Linked DNA regions of Homo sapiens: region 1 is linked to region 2. A link is a loop called in an ENCODE intact Hi-C map of the cell type or tissue named here. Cell type or tissue: IMR-90. All regions are shown on one strand. Links, peaks and the distances in the headings refer to the core of each region. The heading gives the core; the rest is flanking DNA. Region 1 overlaps PARD3 (par-3 family cell polarity regulator). Region 2 overlaps PARD3 (par-3 family cell polarity regulator).

Region 1 (10,024 bases), core at 3,519-6,018, 250 kb before region 2:
AAGTCCAAGCGTAACTAGAAGTCAGACACATGTAAAAGTATATATGACTTCCTTTTTTAAGGTGACTCCCAGTCACCATGTCATGCTACCATAAACACACAGGTTGTGAACTGAAATGCAGCTTGCATTTCTTAACAGAATACCACATCAAAAGATGCTTCTTTCCCTCTGGTGACTGAGGAATTCACAGCCGATCATCAGTTTCCTCAACACGACTGACTACATGTTTTTTATTGTTGTTTATTTTTAACTTTTTGGTAGAGATGAGGTCTCGCTGTGTTGCCCAGACTGGTCTTAATCTCCTGGGCTCAAGTGATCCTCCCAAAGTGCTAGGATTACAGGTGTGAGCCACTGCACCTGGCCCTGACTACATGTTTCGAAAGAACATCCCTATCTTTACTACTTAAAGCATCATTTTCCATCTCAGATTGTCTCAGACATTAATAGATGGAGTTTGTGTGCAAAGTCATTGAGTTTTCCAAAATATTCTATGATACTTATCCTAAACCATAAAGGAATAGCTCTTCCCCTAAGGATCACATTGTAAATACTTCCTCCTTTTGCATTTATTCTATAACTATTTCATGGTACAGATACAAATGGGGTGTGTGTGTGTGTGTGTGTGTGTGTGTGTGTGTGTGTGTAAATGACTGTGGATCTATTTTGTTTTATAGATCTTTTCCATTTATTTTGAGATATGGTGAGAAAAAGCTAACTTTTCTAAATAAATGGGCAATTGTTATAAACACTACGTAAACTATCCTTTTAAAGCTACTAATTTGAAGTGCCATCTTTAACACACATGCACATACCTATGCACATCATGTCAGTTTCTGTAACCCTTAATCTGTTTAAATGATCTATTTGTTTAACCCTATAACAATGCCATGCTGTTTTAGGTATTGTAGCTTTATATTATATATACTCTGCCACAATTATTGTCTTTTCAAAGAGTAGTATAAATTGCTATTGTACCCCATTTTATTATTTAGAATCAATTTGTCCAATTTCCCCTTATCTAACCTACCCCAACACATAAATATCAGTGTGATTTTGATTAGATATAATTGCCCTATTTATTTTATAAGCCAAAAATTAAAGCTAGGAATTGTCTACAACACACACTTATTAATGTGGAATATTCTCAAGGTTGTTTACTGATTTTCCTCCAAGATGTAATTTGTCACCTGTTTTTAGAATTGTGGAATATTTATAGGAGGATCACTTGAGCTCAGGAGGTCAAGGCTGCAGTGAGCCATGAAATATGGTGAGATTCTAGACTCAAAAAAAAAAAAAAAAAAAAAAAAAAAAAAAAAAAAAAAAAAAAAACAACGAAGGAATATTTGAAAAATAACATTAGTTCAAAGTTGCCTGTTTATAAAGCTGTACAGAAAATGAAACCTGTTTATTATGTTATTTAAATTCATTATATTTTTTCTTTAGTCAACAATGTAAAAATTTTTGGAAAGGGACATATTGACATTACCTACTATGGAAATGACTTTGCTAAATTTTCCATTTACGATAGTTTGAGAATGAATGTTTTTGTGCTATGTTGTTTGATGTAAAAAGGAAAAAAGATCCTGATTGTTAGAATTTCTACCATGTCAATATAAAATGCCCTTTTTACTCCCATATAGCGCATCATCACAGAGACTGATAGAGCAATCCTTCCTTTTATTGTGTTAGTTCTGCCTGCTGGAACTAAGCTTACTCTTTTATCCCCAGTCTGTCTCAGGACTTGTTTTCTTAACAGGATGCAACTATGTTTGCATTTTAATGTGAGCTGTGAGTCCTTAACTTTTGTTAAATTATCTCTTTTATAGTTATTCTAACAACTATGCTTAGCCTAATACTGACACGTCACTTTAATTTTCCTGTGTATACTTTTTTTACTGTATTCTCTTAGCCCTCCCTTTTTTTCCATGATTGAATCAAGTTTTTTAACTTTTCTTTCCATTTTGTGGCCACTTATAATTTAGCATTTCACAACTCATGAAATACTTTGCATATATGCCAAACAACTAAGCTTTGGTCCTCACTTTGCAAGTGAATAGGAAGTCTCTCTCTTTTTTGCGTCTATCTGACCAAAATTAATCACAAAATATACTCCATTTGGGGTGGTAACAGTAAGTCACCTTAAAATAAGACCACTTTGGCATTTAATAAACCCATGTATTAAATATTACGAGCCAGGAAAAGGCAGGACAAGTAACTTCGTATTAAATTAGTAAGAAGTTAGTTCCATGTATCTTTCCAACATCTCTGCATCCTTCAAAAGACAAAGCTCTTACCGTTTCTTTTGGAATCTGCATCTGGCTTGGCTCTGCATTCTAGAAGAATTGAAGAAAAACATAAATACAGACTGACCAAAGCCATCTTCAACACACAGGGACACAATGATTTATTTTAAAGAAAATTTTGTTGATTCTTAAAATCCACAAAATATATAAAGGGTAATTATATGATGGCTGACATAATGCTCTGTCTTCCAAAATTTTGCTGATGTGTGTGTTTATGTGTGTGTTTTAAGAAATTTTTCTAGATATACATTTTTACTTGCTCATTCACAGTACATCATGAATTTATTATCTGGAGGAAAACAAGTCTCACCAAACTGCTTTCCTAATCATGGCACTGTTTCTAATTTTGCTTTAAAATTTTCCCAATCAAATCAAAGTTTTAAGGTATAGAATCATTTGATAACTAGACCAGATAATAACAGTTTGAACCACAGTCTGAACCACAGCTTTATACTTTAAAATGTTGCACAGGAAATAAACATGATTTTTTTTTCCTATAATGTTGATTTGCCTTAATTACCTAGGAACTTACAAGGATGATTTATTAAAAAAAGGCACCGATTGATAAAAGTATTTAGATTTAGACACACAGAATTTAAACACAGACACCCCAAACAGAGGAAAATAGTTACGTCTACTGGATTCAAGATTATTTTTAAATGTCCCCTCCCTTTAAATTTTCAGGATTTTATTCTCTTAAATTTTGAGAAGCAGCTGCAACATGCATAATAGACTGACGGCCTACTGGCGTACTCCTTAATGAAAAGCTCACAAGCAATAAATTACATAACCAAGAAAAAAAAAAAGTAGGTAGCAGAAGGGAAAAACAGAAGCCTGGAAGATCAAAATTGGACAAGAAGAACCTGAATAACCTTAAGCTGGCTATATGCTGGCACTAACTCTGGAAAAGGCTGCTTAAGAGCAGTGTCTAAGCTTTGGCAATCTAATAATGCTAACTAGTGCACTCCGAGACACTGAGGAAGAATTAAAGCTTCGGCAAATCACATGGAAAGCTAGTTGTTTTTTTTTTTTAAGTGCTCATTTACAATTTAATAGAGACATCTCCAGATTTAGGATCAGGTGGCATTTTAAGCACAAAATTGGATAACAGTGGGGGGAAAACGAAAAACTGAATTTAAATTGAGAAATAATGCATTAAACATTTTTAAATATAAAGAAGTTTTCATAATTTATTCAAAATCTACTTAAAACAAAAGTGTTCACTTTTCAACCCTATCACTGTCTGAAATTTCCACAAAATCCACATTAAGTTTTAAGACCTGTGTGTAACCAGGGGATAAGATATTATGACTAAAATTTTTTCATTTATAATATTTATAGAAATAGTTTATATAGAGAATAAAATATAGTTATTTTTATCATAACACATCCATACTTGAAGACACAAGAGAATTTGGGCTATATGATAAATTTGGAAACCTCGTTTCTAAAACCTTGTCACTCTAGATTATACAAATTAATTTTTGTTTAGCACTAAGAGCTAGATGAAAAGGATGTATTCCAAAATGATCCAAGTAGAATCTGTTTTGAAATATTTAAAATACCACTTGTACTTGAAATAAAACAATTTTCTTACCACATCAAAAGACAAAGGCAACTCCTCCAATTATGTCATTTTTATATATAAATGAAACCTAGCACTTTTGCAGAAAACCACTCAGAACTATGTACATTTAAGACACTTATTTCATTCACACCAATACCATGTAAATACTCAGATGTATTAATGTATGTATGGAAAGTGAAGGAGATAGGTTGCAAAAGTTGTAAATGCCTTTTCATTTCCTTCATTTATGTCATCCTAAGTAACATGACCTATATTTGTATAATTAATAGCCATGAGGCTTATTGCCACTTAGGTCTTTTTATTTTTAATAATAATTTTTTTAAAAAGGTATTCCTTTTCATACAACAGTAAGGAAGCAAGCATCTATTTGGCTTACTGACATGTACTATGAAAATGTGAAATATGAAAATTTGTCATATGCAGTGTGGAAGATGGCAAGCTTTCAGCGACAGTCTGTGGAGTGACAGTTCTGAAATAATCGGCGTCTCTGTATTCAGTCAGTCCATCTGAGGGTGTACAGTGATGAACATTTGATGCCCTTGAAAATATCCCTACAGTCTGATGTTTAAGTACCCCTCCATTCATTACTGAGGATATCCATTTCTGAAACTAAGGGAGTATTAGAGAAAAGAATGTTTGTATTCAGTGAGGGCTGAAAGAAATATAAGATCTAGAAACTCCTCAGAAAATGTCTCAATAAACATTTGCCATCAGGCAACTAACCCAGACCCCTGGCTGCTGCATATCAGAAATCTTTCATCTACTCTAAATTTACACACCAGTTCCCTTGGGTGGAAGGCGTCTTCCTGGCGAAAGACCAGAAGGCTCACAGTTCCTTCCATCTTGGTGCTTCTCAACAGCGAAACAACTTCCTCTTGGGATTTGCCCACTAAATCTACTCCATTTACCTAAAACAAAACAAAAGTTTTCAGCTGTAATCCTGTGGAAACAACAGGAAAACACACACACACACACACACACACACACACACACACACACACTCTAGGACTAGCCATATCTGCTATGGAACATAACTCATTTCATGCACAATTCTGCCATGATCTGGGAACCACTAAGGTTTTGTGACTAATAAAGAAACTAAGACCAGATATCTAGAAGAGAGGAAGTGGTCAATCTTTTAGTGTTCATCATTAAACCCAAAGTGACAATCACCAGGGCATTGACAAGTACCAAGCAATAAATATTTCAAAAATGTCAAGTTAACACAAAACTTACTGGCTTAGAACAGAGATATTTTGATAGCCTTGTGCATCATAGGTTTTCTTACACCAAAATAAAAAGGTGTTGCTCTTATAAAGGGTAATAAAAACACACCAAAAATATTTTGGTACAGTATTTTCACTTTAAATGAAATTTTACTGATAAATATAAATAAAACACTTTACCTCTAAAAGGTAAACATTAAAGAAACTACAAAACAATATTTTTTAGCAGGGAAGCAATATTTCAGCTGAAATTTTTTCAATGTTATGAGAGAATTCAAGCAGGAAAAAAATTTAAAACAACTTGTTCTTAGGGAATCTTTTATCTAACAGGAAGTATAACATCATTATCAGAAAGCACTATATACTCCACAGAAATGAGAGCATATGTTTCCTTTAAAAGGTATTCTACATTTTTCTTTTTAGACAAAAAAGACATTTTGTCCAAGGCAAATAAGTTTATAACTTAAATTACAGTATCAAAATTTTCCTGTAGTTAAAATATATTTCAGAACATTTCCCCTTCTGAAAAAAATCAACCTCATATACCTCAAGGTACTACTATTAAGGAATTGCAGACAGAAGGACTGAATTCAAGTTCCAGTGGAGACTCTTACAAAATAAAACAAGCTACGACTGCACACATGGGCTAATATACCACTCAATTTATACCCCAAGGACAAGCGGCCTTTTCAGGAAGCAGAACCCTAAACATAATTTGTACTCAAACAAAAGAAAGTGAAAAAAAATCTAGACAATTAAGTCACTTGATCCTTTTTTCTTTGTATGATTCTAATTATCTAGACACTCAGAGAAAATGCACGTAAGTATCAATATTGTATAGCTACAACTGTAGATACTAGAAGGTTGGGCTTAAAGCATGCAAAAATGAAGTTTCCATTTTAAGACAAAGATGACAGCTATGGAAATAAAGCCTAACTCGAAAGACATGCAGGTTGCAGGTCTTTCTCACTGCTTTAAAATAAAAAGGTTTTTCTGATATGTTGAAAGTAAAGCGATTATGTGATAAAAGAAAAAAGTGACTCAATAATAAAGCAATTATCTTTAGAAAGAAAGACGGAGAGAGCCAGAAAAGGACAGATATTTTTTTGGACTCAGAAGACAGGAGGACTGAATTCAAGTCCCAGCAGAGACTCTTACAAATAAAACAAGCTACGACTGCAGACGTGGGCTAACGTACCACTCAATTTATAACCCCAGGACAAGTGGCTTTTTCAGGAAGCAGGACCCTAACATAATTTGTACTCAAACATCTGTTATTTAGCTTCTAACAGTGCCTATTTAACATACGTTGTCACATGCACAGGACCAAAACAGTGGGAATAAAATTTAAGGGATCTAGGCTCCAAATGTAGACATGGAAAAAAATACAGACGGTATCCCTCTCCTCCCCTACTTTACAAAAATTCTTTAGGAGAACTCAATCTGGAGAGATAGAAACCATATATGAAACTATAAGAAAAAAGGATAGTGTGGTAAAAGTTTACCTTAGCATTAATATTTGAATACTAGTTAATTAGGAAATGCAGTATCTGCTAATAAAAATACAGACTATATTTTCTTTAAAAAAAACTAAGAAAAATGGTTTAAAACATATTTTTCAATTTTCTCTTTTATGTGCAAACCATCACACAAACACAAATTATGTATGTTAATCTATTTCCAAGGCAGCTTCAAATACCAATGAACCCAAACTCATAAGACATAGAAAAAAAATTCAAAAACGATTTTTCTTTTCTTTCCTGACATTTGACTCTTATGACTCAATTTATTCTCCATGCTGCCATTTCAAGATTTCCTTGCTCCTCTTATCAAGGAACACTGTTTTCATTTATTTCATCTGTCTCTGTTCTGAATACATTTCCACATTGCCAGACATAAATATAAAGCCATTTAGAAACGTAACCTTACAGACATTTTATATGACAAAATGTTACCTCATAAACCAAATGTCTGAGTAACTAAAAATTTATAACTAAACTAAATGGGGCTGGGCATGAGGGCTAACGTCTGTAATCCCAGCATTTTGGGAGGCCAAGGCAGGAGTTCAAGGCCAGCCTGGCCAATGTGGTGAAACCCTGTCTCTATGAAAAATACAAAAATTAGCCAGGCATGGTGGTGCACGCCTGTAGTCCCAGCTACCAGGGGGGCTGAGGCAGGAGAATCACTTGAACCCAGAAGGTGGAGGCTGCAGTAAGCTGAGATTGTGCCACTGCACTCCAGCCTGGGCGACAGAGCGAGACTCCATCTCATAAAAAAAAATAAATAAATAAATGGAAAGATAATTTCTCATCAGATAACATGGAAAAAAGAGCTGGGCACGATGGCTCACACCTGTAATCCCAGCACACTGGGAGGCAAGAGGATCGCCTGAGGCCAGCAATTCAAGACCAGCTGGGGCAACATAGCAAGACTCTGCCTCTACAAAAATTTTAACAATTAAAAAAATATATATAAAAAATAACATGGAAAATCTAAACATAAAACAGAAACACATTTTGTGACGCATACTTCCGCTAAAATGTATATAACTGAATTTCATATTTTATGAAAATGTTTTTAAAAGTTGGCTCCTGGAAATGGAACATTTCAAGAATCAGGGAACATCCTGCTGGGGAAGTCACTTACCTCTATAAGTCTGTCTCCTGCCTTAAGTCGGCCATCCTGAATGGCCGCCCCCCGGGGGAGAATGTTTTTCACATAGATTGGAGCTGAGCCACCTATTGTTACATCTCTGGAAGTGATGCTGAATCCCAAACCTTCTGTACCTAGGTATGTGAAGGAGAAGAAAAGTAAATAAAATGAGATATCTTGAATTTTACAGGTGTATTGCACCAGTATACTCAACCTCAACTTGACATTTTGTAACTTTCACAATGGTCCACATTTCTTCTACTACTTTAAAAGTTGTAATAAATTTTTCAAAATAGACTAAATTGTGGAAGGTTTAAATGGTTTACATATCAACAGTTATTAATCTAAGAAGAAACAGCAATCTTCTCAAAGACAGATGAAAGTTAATATGTAAATATGACTGCTAAAAGTTTTTAAATCAATGTAAATCTTTGAATAGGAAATTCACTACATGAAGAAAGAAAAAAACTTCTGTTAAGACCCACAGTACCTCAAAACTCAAGTATTATTGTGCAATAATGACATCCAAATTTTAAGGGTAGGAGGTATGAGCAAGGGAAACAAAAATGTCCAGGGAGATGGAAAAGAACAGTGAAATGAGAGGTATCTCTAGATAGAGGTAATGGAACCTCCCAAAATCATAATTATTCAAAGCAGTTTACTAAGAGGATAAACCATAAACCAAATTATCTTTGCCTAGTTCACTTCTAATTCACCTAAATCTTACCATGTATATTTCCTTCACCACCCCCCACTCCCAAACAAGGCAAATTACTCAGTGAAGACTCCATCTCAGATCATGGCTACCAAATCTGGGGATCATATTATGCTTAAAGGTACTAAATTAATGATGCATTTATAAATTACTCTGATGATTCACAGAATTTAAATTCTCATTTCTTTGGCAGCTTTCTTGACAGACAGTCTTACATGCTCAATACAAAGCAGAAAAGTGTTTATATGTCACTAGAATCAAGACGCAAGAAGCCAACACGTGCCCAGGAAAAACTGGGGAGATAATGATACATTTGTAATGAATCACAACATTTTTACAATAATGATTTCTACCTAAGCTTTTTTAAAAAGTTACTTCTTAAGATATTAGTTTCCATTTCAGTTAAAATATTGTTAAGGCAAATGCTTGCTCATTATGGGAAGAATAAAGAGATCTGTAAAGGTGAAAAATCTAGAAAAGAGCACATTAATCTGATACATCACTCAGTATAAAACTGTAATGAAAAGTATAAAATATAAGTGAACAAAAAAGGGTGAATAAAAATGTAGATTAAAGAAACATTAAAGGAGAAATAAAGAAAACACTCCATAGTTATTCCTGTAGCAAAACCTACCATAGTTATTCTCAACATCAAACAAAGCATTCATTTACTTTAGTCTGAAGTCACTTTAGGGTGCTTGGACTATTAATATTTCTGATGTCTTCCATGCTGAACACCTGAATGGCATACTGTCTATATGAAATGTTTGTTATTGCTCTGGGGAGATTTTTCCATATGTCTCTGCTTTCATGAAACTCTAATGACTTGCAATAACATTTATTAAGAAAGAATTCTTAATTACTCTCCTTTTGCAATACTAACTTTTTTGAACTATGAATGCTGACTGTTGTAGGAACCTCAATACTATTAAAATATCAGCAACAACCCCTAAATCTGTAAGCTAAAAGTTCAGGCAATGACCTTTCAAGGAAAGATAAGTAGATATCAATTTTCATTTAACAAAGCCAACAAAACATTCTGCACTGACTGAAACAGATTACTGACCTTCTCCTCTGACTTTATTAAAAAGCTAATTTCTACAAAAGAGCTGGGTATTTGAGAATACCAAAATGGCAATAAATATTAAGAAATCATAATTATGGAAGCAAGTACACTGAGGCTATTCTGTTGTCATGTTATATAACATAGCTCCAAAATTAGGCCAAAGAATAATTATACTGACATCTTTTTTTGTACTAAGAGTTGATTCCAGTTTTTGAAGAACTGCTGCCACTCAAAGCACATTAGCTCACTTTGAACTGAATCTGAAGTTTAACACTGACACACCCTATGTTTTTAATGTACTTCACTAATAAATGTAATAACTTGTAAGAAAAAAATCTGCTAGCTACAAGGAAAGCCTGTTCAATTCTCCTACATTCATTATTATTAAAATATATGCATTTAGTCCTAATCAAAGATAATCAGCATTCTTCCCCACATTTATAGTAAACATAATTTTTATATAAAATATTTGTA
Region 2 (10,024 bases), core at 3,885-6,384:
TCCAGCATGGGTAGTCATCTCGTTTCTCACACTGCTGAATCTGTCTGCTGTGATGCTCACATTGTTATGGAAACAGTAGGTGCTCAAATATTTAATGGAGTCTCAGAATATAAATAGCATTTTAGGATCATCTGGTTTAACTACCAGTTAAAAATCTTTGAATGTCCTCTACAATATTTCTACTGCTCACCCTTTACCTGAACTCCCTTCCTCCACAGGCAGCCAACCTCAATGTTTGAGAGCTCTGACTTCAGGAAACTGTTCCTGACACTGGCTCTCCAGCCTTCTCCCTGATATTGTATAAAATAAGCTTACCTCTCTCTGTTTCTGCATAATATAATAGCAGAATGAACCCTTATGAAGGTTCATCCCTTCATGCATTCACTCAACAAATACCTTGAGGCCAGGCACCTGGGATATAAAGAACACACACACCACCACCACCTCCTCCTCAGAGACCCCACTCTCATGGAGTTAAAAATAAGCATAAAATATAGATATTGTTCAAATAATCACCCATGCCATATATGCCCAGATCATCAACCACTGGCATGTGGTATAATCTCACCTCCCCTTGGTTATTCTGTGTTCTTGCTCCCAAATGCCACCAATTTATTCAGAAGACATCACCCACCTCCCTGACAACCAAGATATGACTCCTACTCCTCCACTGGTAGCCAAAGCAGTGAAACCCACGCCCATTTGTGATCCCAGATCCCATTTATAAGGTCCAAATTCACCATTCCTGGAAACCAAGAGGTTTTTTGTGATGTAGGAAGTGTCTCTCTTCCTCATTCCCCCATCTGAAACAGGAGGACCCATTTTGCAAACAAAACATTTCACAAAACCTTAATACATAAAAGAGCTGAAGTCAACATTAGCATAAATTTATCTTTTAATTTGGAATGCATGCCCATTTCTTATTAAAAAGACAATCAAAGGAAACGACGAGGCTGTTTGATGAACAAAACAGTAACTGGAAATTGGGATGGAGCATTACATCAACCTTGAAATCCAATTTGTTTCTGCATTTCTGTTCTACTTACAAAGCATCAGCTTAAACCTCTCACAGATAAATAGATAAAAAGCTCACCTTGCAATTTCAGGATGCTCTTTAATTAAACGGATTCAAAAGCTTGAAAAAGAAGTGGGAAATTTCTTAGTCAAAAAGTTGAATCACTAACAATGAACCAGCTCTCATTTTTTATGAAAACTGCAGGAGAAACAAGCACCCATTCCTTAGAATAGGCCAATAAAGAAAAAAGAAAAACCACATATGCACAAAAAAATACATCTTGCCACATTTTGCTACATGTGTTCTTTCATTATTACACAAGTGAAGCATCTACAACTTCCCTGGCACTTAACTAAGCCTGGTGTACAAGTGCAATTGCCACATACAAAAATGGTACACATTTACCAGAGTGGGCCAGGGTGAAAACCCAACCTTCCCCAGTAACAGTACATTGGAGAAACCTTTGAACAGAGATGGCAGGAGATGCCAGCTCTAGTCTAAGGTTTGCGCAGAAAAAGATTTCATCTGGCAGGACACATGAAAGAATCAGTAGTTTCCACTTTTTTTGTTGTTTGTTTTTTGTTTTTGTTTTTTTGGGGGTTTTTTTTGTTGTTGTTTTGGGGGTTTCTTTGAGGGGAGGGAAGAGTCTCTGTCACCCAGGCTCACTGAAACTCCACCTCCCAGGTTTAAGTGGCTCTCGTGTTTCAGCCTTCTGATTAGCTGGGATTACAGGTATGTGCCACCACGCCCGGCTAATTTTTGTATTTTTAGTAGAGACAGGGTTTTGCCACATTGGCCAGGCTGGTCTCAAACTCCTGACCTCAAGTGATCCACCCACGCTCGGCCTCCCAAGGTGCCGGTTGTACAGGCAAGCCACCGCGCCCGGCCTAGTTTCCAACTTTTAACACTGGAACATGACGTATTTGTACATTCCTAGCATTTCAAGAACACGCCTGGAAACCCCTAAGACAGAACCCAAACCCCACAGTTTACTGCACAAACTGAAAGAAAGAGCACTGCTACCTTGACACCTTTTAAAAAAATCACTACACTGATTATTTACACACTACACTTTCTAAAGGAGCATGGATATTGTTATTGTTCTCTACAAGTTTTTATAACAAACTACTTCAATAAACACAAATGCAATTACATCATGTGCAGATTTTACAATTTTTTAAATGTCAGATTCTTTTCTTATTAAACCAACTTCATAGTACCAAAACTGAAAAAAGATTGTGTATCCAAACATTATTTCACATAAAATGTATTTTGATAAAGTAAATTCCCAAACCATGGTGCTCAGAGGTTGTAACAGTCCATGTAAGTTGAAGAAAAAGAGTTATCAATCAATACGTGACTATCAATCATTTATTTAATCATTATTTAGTTTTCACATATCTTAAAATTCAGTAGAAGAACCAGCACTCATAAAGGTGGCCATTCCTATACCTGCCATCGATTACATTATTTTACTTAAATCAAGCTTATATTACATCTGACAACATTCCTTGTTAAAGAATAGAATTCCTTAAACAGGGCAATATTACACATCTATTAGAAATATGCAGAAAAAAAGATAATTATAAAACTCAATTTGGAAAACATTCCAGGAACATAAGTCCAAGATCATCATTTATTCTGAAGAAACGAATTTGTTCAGATTTATACATTTTGCATGTATTTGATATAAATATTAATTCTGAATTTTCAGACTGAAGCTGGTTTAAATTAAAACTCAAAGCCTCAAGATACCATAAATTAACATACAAAGGGACATCAGATAAGCAAATTATTTGTTTCCTTCTCTGAAATTTCTAAAAATAATACATTAGAACTTTCATCTAAAAAGCTGGCCATTTCAATTGTTAGAAAAGCACAGGTTCAAAAATATTTGTCACAAGAGAAGTTATTCCCTCCTTGATGGTTGGGGGAGAAAGTCATTTCAGTGATAAAAATGAGTTTGTATTTGTAAGCAAGATTATCAATTCCAGTTAGGCCCCATCAGGCTACATGGAAACACTGAATAAATTACGGTTGAATGAATTTCTTGGACAAACTTCAGCCAGTCATTTTCAGTTTCTTCACAAAAACAAGAAGCTTTTGGGAAAACAAGATAATTTTGTTAGGAGAAAATCTAAGGCCGAACAGTAATAGAGGTGTCTACAGGAATCAAACTGTTCAATGACTTACATTGCCTGAGTTGGTTTTCTTTTTTTCTTTTTTTTTTTTTTTTTTAGTACACAGGCCATATTCCATATTAATATTATTTCTTATAATCCTCCTGAAGTAATCACTATGAAGAGTGTAAAGTGGGTCTTTTCAGGACCTTTTTCCCCATGTGTGTCTTTTTTTCCTGACAAATGGACTGTGGTGTTTTCCTCTCCTGGCCCCTCAGCCATGTATAAGAGCTGTAAGAGTGTACAGGTCACATGTGAAACTTCAGTGTTTCTGGCCCCTGAAGGCAGAGTAAGAAAAGTGATGAAATTGCAAAAATCCACCCTAAGAGTGCTCTACAAAGACACACAAAAGCATATGGGAATATAAGCTGGGCTTCGACAGTCGAAAGTGAAAAATGATACTTTCACGGCTGTGTCATTAACACATACAAGAGAAGCCCAGGAACACCACCGAAGGCTGTTCCCACCCATGAAGGACCTGCATTTCTCCATGTCTGACACCTATTTATAGCAGACATGATTTCTGCAGACAAGTATTTATGCACATTAGATATGCATTATTTAATGGTACTACTACACCAAAATGGGAATTTTCTACGAATCTTTGAATAGGCCCTCAAACTCTCCTTCCCTTCAATAATTACGTTCAGTTTTAAATAACTTAAATCTTCAACTTTAATTGAAAACAAAGCATCTCTATTTAAAACCTCTGGATCAGAGTGTTTTACTGTCTTAATAAAACAAGTGACTGAAAGGAAGACTAAGAGAGACTTCCTATAGTTAACCAAGAAGAGTTGAAAAAGCTTTAACTAGGTACATCTCAGCAAAAGTAACAAACCAATCCACTCTTGAACCCCCTAAACCCCAGCTCCACCCACTCCAGACAGACCTGTTTAACAATGTCAGTGCAGGGCCAGGTGCAGGGGCTCATGCCTGTAATCCCAGCACTTTGGGAGGACGAAGTGGGGCGGATCACGAGGTCAGGAGATCGAAACCATCCTGGCTAACACGGTGAAACCCTGACTCTACTAAAAATACAAAAAATTAGCCAAGCATGGTGGCGCGCACCTGTAGTCCCACCTACTTGGGAGGCTGAGGCAGGAGAATCACTTGAATCTGGGAGGCAGAGGTTGCAGTGAGCTGAGATCTACCACTGCACTCCAGCCTGGGCCACAGAGCAAGACTCCGTCTCAAAAAAAAAAAAAAAAGTCAGCGCGCATGCAGCTGTCCTTGCTCTGCTGGTCCCAGGCACCAGCTGCCTGGTCTCTAGGAACAACACGTGATTGTGTGCACACGGCTCCTATTCCACATGGTTTTTTGTTGATGTTTCCCATTATCTGCCAAGGAGACTCTAGAATCCTTCAGTGAAGAACTGCGTTTCATGACTGCATGCGTCTCCCACGCTAATATCTGTGACCTTGTTCTAAGCAGGAAAAGGTGTGTAACAAGTTAAACGGCCCTTTCTGCTGGGAAGGTAGCAGTTGGAATAGAAGCAGCAGCTTTGACCTATCAAGCATGATGTTTTGACCCTCATCCCACAGCTGTGAGGAAAGAACTTATTGAAAGAAAACTAGGTAAAAAAAACCACAACGAAAAGGATCTGTTGTGACTAAGGGCAGTCTTTTCAGACAAATCGATTTCTGCTCAAAGCCACAGAATCAGAATAAACAGTCCCTGTTCATGTACCCAGAGCAGAAACAGTGAGCCGTGTCACTTCAGGGTCGGGTGAGGCCTCTGAGATGTCACAGATCCTTGGTGCACTCAGCGGCTGATGTAGCCAGTAAGACCCAATGTCAGGCACTGAGCCCAGAAGCCACCAGGAGGAGGACAGGCCTTCATTCAACTGGCTCCTCTGGGCCTCCCTACAGACAGGAGGATGATGGTGGAGAGGACAGGAGGCTGACACTGTGCCCTGCACAGGCCCCTCTGCAACGCAGATCCCCAAGAAACCCCACAGTGCCAGCTGCTCAGCCCGCTCTGATGTCAACCAGGTGAGGGCTGTCGGGGCTGCGTCCTCCAGGGCCCACGTCCCACTGCAGCAAGACAAGGCCCCAGACAAGCTCTGAGAAAGCCTCCCATGCAACCCAGGTCACACTGCTGGGGAACCGGCTTCTCAGGGCTCAGGCCAGGGGTATGGGTCACCAGACCTCAACAAGCACATGTCAACAGCTCTGAGCCCTGGGCTGCAAAGACATACAAGAGCTAAGAAAGGTGACCTCTCACGGAGCCCTCAGCCCTGGACAAGCTCAACTGCTCAGCTTCCACAGGGACCTTCTTCCATATAACTGATTTGGGGGCATAAAAACCATGTTAACAGTCCCCAATGTTGTCAAGGATCTATAAGACAGAGTCAAAAACTGAGTGTGCCTGTAGATTCTGAGGCCACAGCCTATTCTTTCAGGTTCTGACTGCAGCAGGAAAAGCTTTAAAATGTGCTTTCTAAGCAAGTTAAGACTTTACAGTTCTCATGGAGGCTCCTGGAACTCCTATGAGTACAGTCGGCAGCAATTACTTTGTGAAATCAGAAAGGAGCTTAAACAATACACTTACTGAGCACCAACTATGAACCTGGCAAATTTCTTGGTGTAAATCTGGGCTGCTGGTGAGACCCAACTCAGGGAAAGCCCATCTCCAGGTGCAGAAGCACAGCAGGTGCCTGCGCTGGTGGTGGGCTTGGGGACTCCACACACAGGTGGTTTTAGTCCATGCACTCAAGTTGACACAACGTAGCTAGAAAAGTACAAGCTCGGTCATTTCCTGTTAATGAGGCCTGAGTGGAGGGTTTTCGACTTGAAAACAAAGGAATTGAAGGGATTCAAAGTAAGATGAAAAGTCAACTTCAAGGCCAGGCGCGGTGGCTCACGCCTGTAATCCCAGCACTTTGGGAGGCTGAGGCAGGTGGATCACCTGAGGTCGGGAGTTTGAGACCAGCCTGACTAACATGGAGAAACCCTGTCTCTACTAAAAATAAAAATTAGCCAGGCGTGATGGCGCATGCCTGTAATCCCAGCTACTTGGGAGGCTGAGGCAGGAGAATAGCTTGAACTGGGGAAGCGGAGATTGAGGTGAGCCGAGATCACACCATTGCACTCCAGACTGAGCAATAAGAGCGAAACTCCACCTCAAAACAAAAACAAAAACAAGTCAACTTCACCAGAGCCCCATCTTAATGTGGGGACAGGTTCTTAAGTCTAACTCAAAAGAGATGCCGAGACCTTGCCTAATCAATATTCTATCTCAAAATATCTTCAAACTGCCCAGTAGTAAACAGATTGCTATTGTTTTGGTCCCCTCAAAGATGAAGTAGCTGGCTTGTGTTCAAGGGTCATAAAAGACCACTCCCTCTTCCCCAAAAAGAAAGGAGGACCTGTAAACATTGGAATTACATTCAATGCAGCAAGATGCTGACCCTGGACAGCCAGGAGTTGGGACCAAGAGAAGAGCAGACTCACACCTCCATTTAATGCTCATTCTCTCACGCGTTCATGGAGTGGAATGGAAGGTACACTAGCAGCCCTTTTCAAGTCACTCACTGTCCCTGTGTGTGTACACTTTCTCTCTCCCCCCTCCTCTCTGTGTGTGAAGTGTCTTATCTGTTTCTCTCTCTCTCTTTCTTTCTTTCTGACTCTCATCCCCTCTCTGTGTGGGAATACAGCTTGTTCTTTTTCACTTTCTTTTTGGGGAGGCCAAGGGATGGAAAGGAAGACAAAGAGAACAAACAATGTAATTGGACATTATTCTGTGATTAACTCATAACTCTACATTTTGGCATTACATAATCTCTGAAACCACTCACAGGGCATATATTATATCTGTTATGACTAAAATGTAAAATAAAGAAGAAAATGCTGACTGCTTTGAGAGCCCTAACTCATATTTGGATGCAAACATCTGAAAATTAGCCAAGGAACTGACAAAACACACAAGAAGAACATGGTTATGACACTCAAATCTAACACAGTTGCACATACTATAATTTCAGGGCAAGCTTTCAAAAAACACTCCCTTCCTTCTAACTGCAGCCAAAGATATGAGTGATGGAATGTGCACATCCAAAGTGAAATGTCATAACCACCACGACCCACACCTAGGCACATGCATAAGCCCAGGCGATCGTGTTCCAGACTTTCTAGGCTCAGAGGATGACACGTCATCTTCGCCTGGCTATATTTTTATAAGACTCCACTTTCAAAGCCAAATATTCTTTTGAATTATATTGATCTGAGATACCCATCTTTTTTTTTTTTTTGGAGATGGGGTCTTATTCTATCACTGAGGTTAGAGTGCAGTGGCACAAACACAGCTCACTGCAGCCCTGCAGCCTTGACCTCCTTGGCTCAGGGGATCCTCCTGCCTTAGCCTCCCAAGTAGCTGGGACCACAGGCATGTGCCACCACAACAAGATAATTTTCAATTTTTGTTTTAAACAGAGATGGGATCTCACTTTGTTGCTCAGGCTTGAACTCCTGAGCTCAAGCAATTCTCCTGCCATGACCTCCCGAAGTGCTGGGATTACAGGCATGAGCCACCGTGCCCAGCTGCCCATCTATTATGAACTGAATTGTGTTCCCCTCTCCCGACAAAAAAATATGTGAAGTCCTAAACTCCAGTATGTCAGAATGTGACCTTACTTGGAGATCGGATCTTTATTGGATTAATTAAGTTAAAATGAGGTCATTAGGGTGAGCCCTAATCCGAGATGACTAACGTCCTTATAAAAAGGGGAAGTGTGAACACAGAGGCAGACAAGACGCAAAGGGAAGATGCTGTGCAGACACACAGGGAGAAGGCCAGGTGAAGGTGCAGGGCTGGACTGATGCACCTGCAAGGCCAGGAACACCTGGGCTTCCGAAGCCAGGAACAGGCATGGAGCAGGTTCTTCTCTAGAGCCTTTGGGGAGGGGGGTGTGACCCTGCCAAAGCCTTGATGCCAGAATTCCAGCCTCCAGAACTGTGAGACAATGAGTTTCTGTGTGTCAAGCCATCCAGTTCTTGGTACTTTGTTATGACGTCCCTTCAAAACTAACAGACCATACATAAGCCCTCTGACTGAAATAGTTTAAAGTGTTATGTGGGAAGATTACTGATTCCAGGAAGAAATGATGGGCAGAGGTGGGTACACACAGGTTGCCTCATCAGCTTCATGAAGAGTCCAAAGTTGCTGCAAGCCCTCTTGGTGGACAGAGTCTGCTTTCTGCTCTAAAGCCCAGGCAGAAGAGGTGCTGAGTTTACACGTTGTGCCCTAATCTGCCCCACTCTCCTGGGATTTGCACAGCCATGATGAAGGAACCAATTCACAATAAATGCAGGATGTTCACCCATGCTACGTGGGAATACTTTCCAAACTCTGGCAACTTCTCTCCCCAAATTATTCCCTTTTCCTGTTGAGAGATACTGCACAGGAGCTTAGACAAGATTTTCATTTAGTAATAACGGGATGGGATGATCCATCCACAAGAAATAAGCTCAAGCACATACTCTGCTGTGTCTTTACTACAGAGTATTCAAGTAGTCAAATGCCAGGGACCAGTGACTCTGTGTACATATTAAGTAAAACCTGATTGGGAAATCTCTAATACGTCCATTCAGTCAACATTTATTGAATTCCTGCTACAATTTAGGTGAAGGCTCAGCACATGCTTCTGTAAAGGGCCACAGAGTATGGATTTTAGGCTTTGCAGGCAATATATCCTCTGTCCCAAGAATCGCCAATGCTCAATGCTGTCCCAGTGAGAAGCAGCTGCAGTCGGTACAGAAACGAGTGGGTGTGGCTGTGCTCCAATAACAGAGCTGCACTTGGCCTTAGCCGTTGGGGAGATAAGGCAGCCCTGCCCTGGAGTGAGTGGCTTCATCACGCCTGAGAGACAGAGGCCAGAAAGCAAAAAGCTTTGACAGCCACACTGCGCAGCACTGATGGGCCTGACCAGGATGGACAGAGAGGCAGATACACCTGTGTTTGGAGCAATATAATTTTAGAGAGTGAGGCAGTGAAAAACTGGAAAACAACCAAAAATTTAAAAATGAAAAAAGAAAGTGGAGAGAAAAATGACGAACAAGAAACAAACAAAAATTCCACGCATTACAGAGAGGAGTGGTTCACGACACCAGCCAATGTTGCAGGTGACATGAAAATTCCCTACATCCTTCAAATATGATTTTTTAAAATCCCTGTGAAAAGCCAAATGGCCTATAAATGGGTAAAAGAATAGGTCTTTAAGCCCTCCCCCAAAATGGGGAAAGAGGGGTGTTAAATTCTTCCTTCACCACGATCTCTATCAGCCATCTAATATTGCAGAGTTATGAGGTGAGAATAATGTACCCAATTGGTGCGGTAATGAAAGGTCCCTGGGCAGAAACACAGGCTCCATCTGCCCATACACTGTGGACATCTATTTTAACAAGCCTGTGTGTGATTTACTGCCCCGGACTCTCATATTAAACATTTTCAATATCTTTTAGCAGTTCAATAAAACCTGTTAAAATTAAATTCCAACCACAACTCACTCATCTACACCTTAGGAGGCAAAGGTTATACTAATGTGATCTCTCTTTATAGCCCTTGACAAGAAACAAAAGGAAGTCTTTCGCTCTGCATGTACAAAAGTAGTGATCCAAAGGCACAAAGGGGGGTATTTCCTCAATCTACACGTGTATGTGTGTGCATGTGCACACACACACACATACACACGTTAAGGTCAATGAATCCAGATTTGGGAATAGGTTTTGCTGCTCAGAGTGTGGCTAAATGAAAACTCAAGAAAGATCACTTCCAATCTGCTAGACGAAAACCTACAAAGAGGGCCTCAGTTGCAAGTTTCATATGTATGTAC

What was found. Hi-C counts contacts between places; a loop is a spot of excess contacts. Peaks named below come from ENCODE experiments on the same cell type or tissue, not always from the same donor. Only the 100,000 strongest peaks of a DNase experiment are listed, where the experiment ranks them.
Region 1: it touches region 2 in a loop (2.8-fold over the local background); 4 of 110 quality-filtered maps call a loop at or near these places.

What each region holds. Positions count from the first base shown.
Region 1 is chr10:34,370,204-34,380,227 of GRCh38, forward strand. PARD3 (par-3 family cell polarity regulator) reads right to left here. Exons shown (of 25, transcript NM_001184785.2): 10 at 7,764-7,903; 11 at 4,671-4,799; 12 at 2,295-2,333. Among named protein-coding and RNA genes, the nearest start is that of PARD3, 440 kb to the right of the region's middle. In IMR-90, for the core only: no CTCF peak of the experiment used is centred there; no DNase peak of the experiment used is centred there.
Region 2 is chr10:34,619,593-34,629,616 of GRCh38, forward strand. All of the region lies in intron 2 of PARD3 (par-3 family cell polarity regulator), which reads right to left. Among named protein-coding and RNA genes, the nearest start is that of PARD3, 190 kb to the right of the region's middle. In IMR-90, for the core only: no CTCF peak of the experiment used is centred there; no DNase peak of the experiment used is centred there.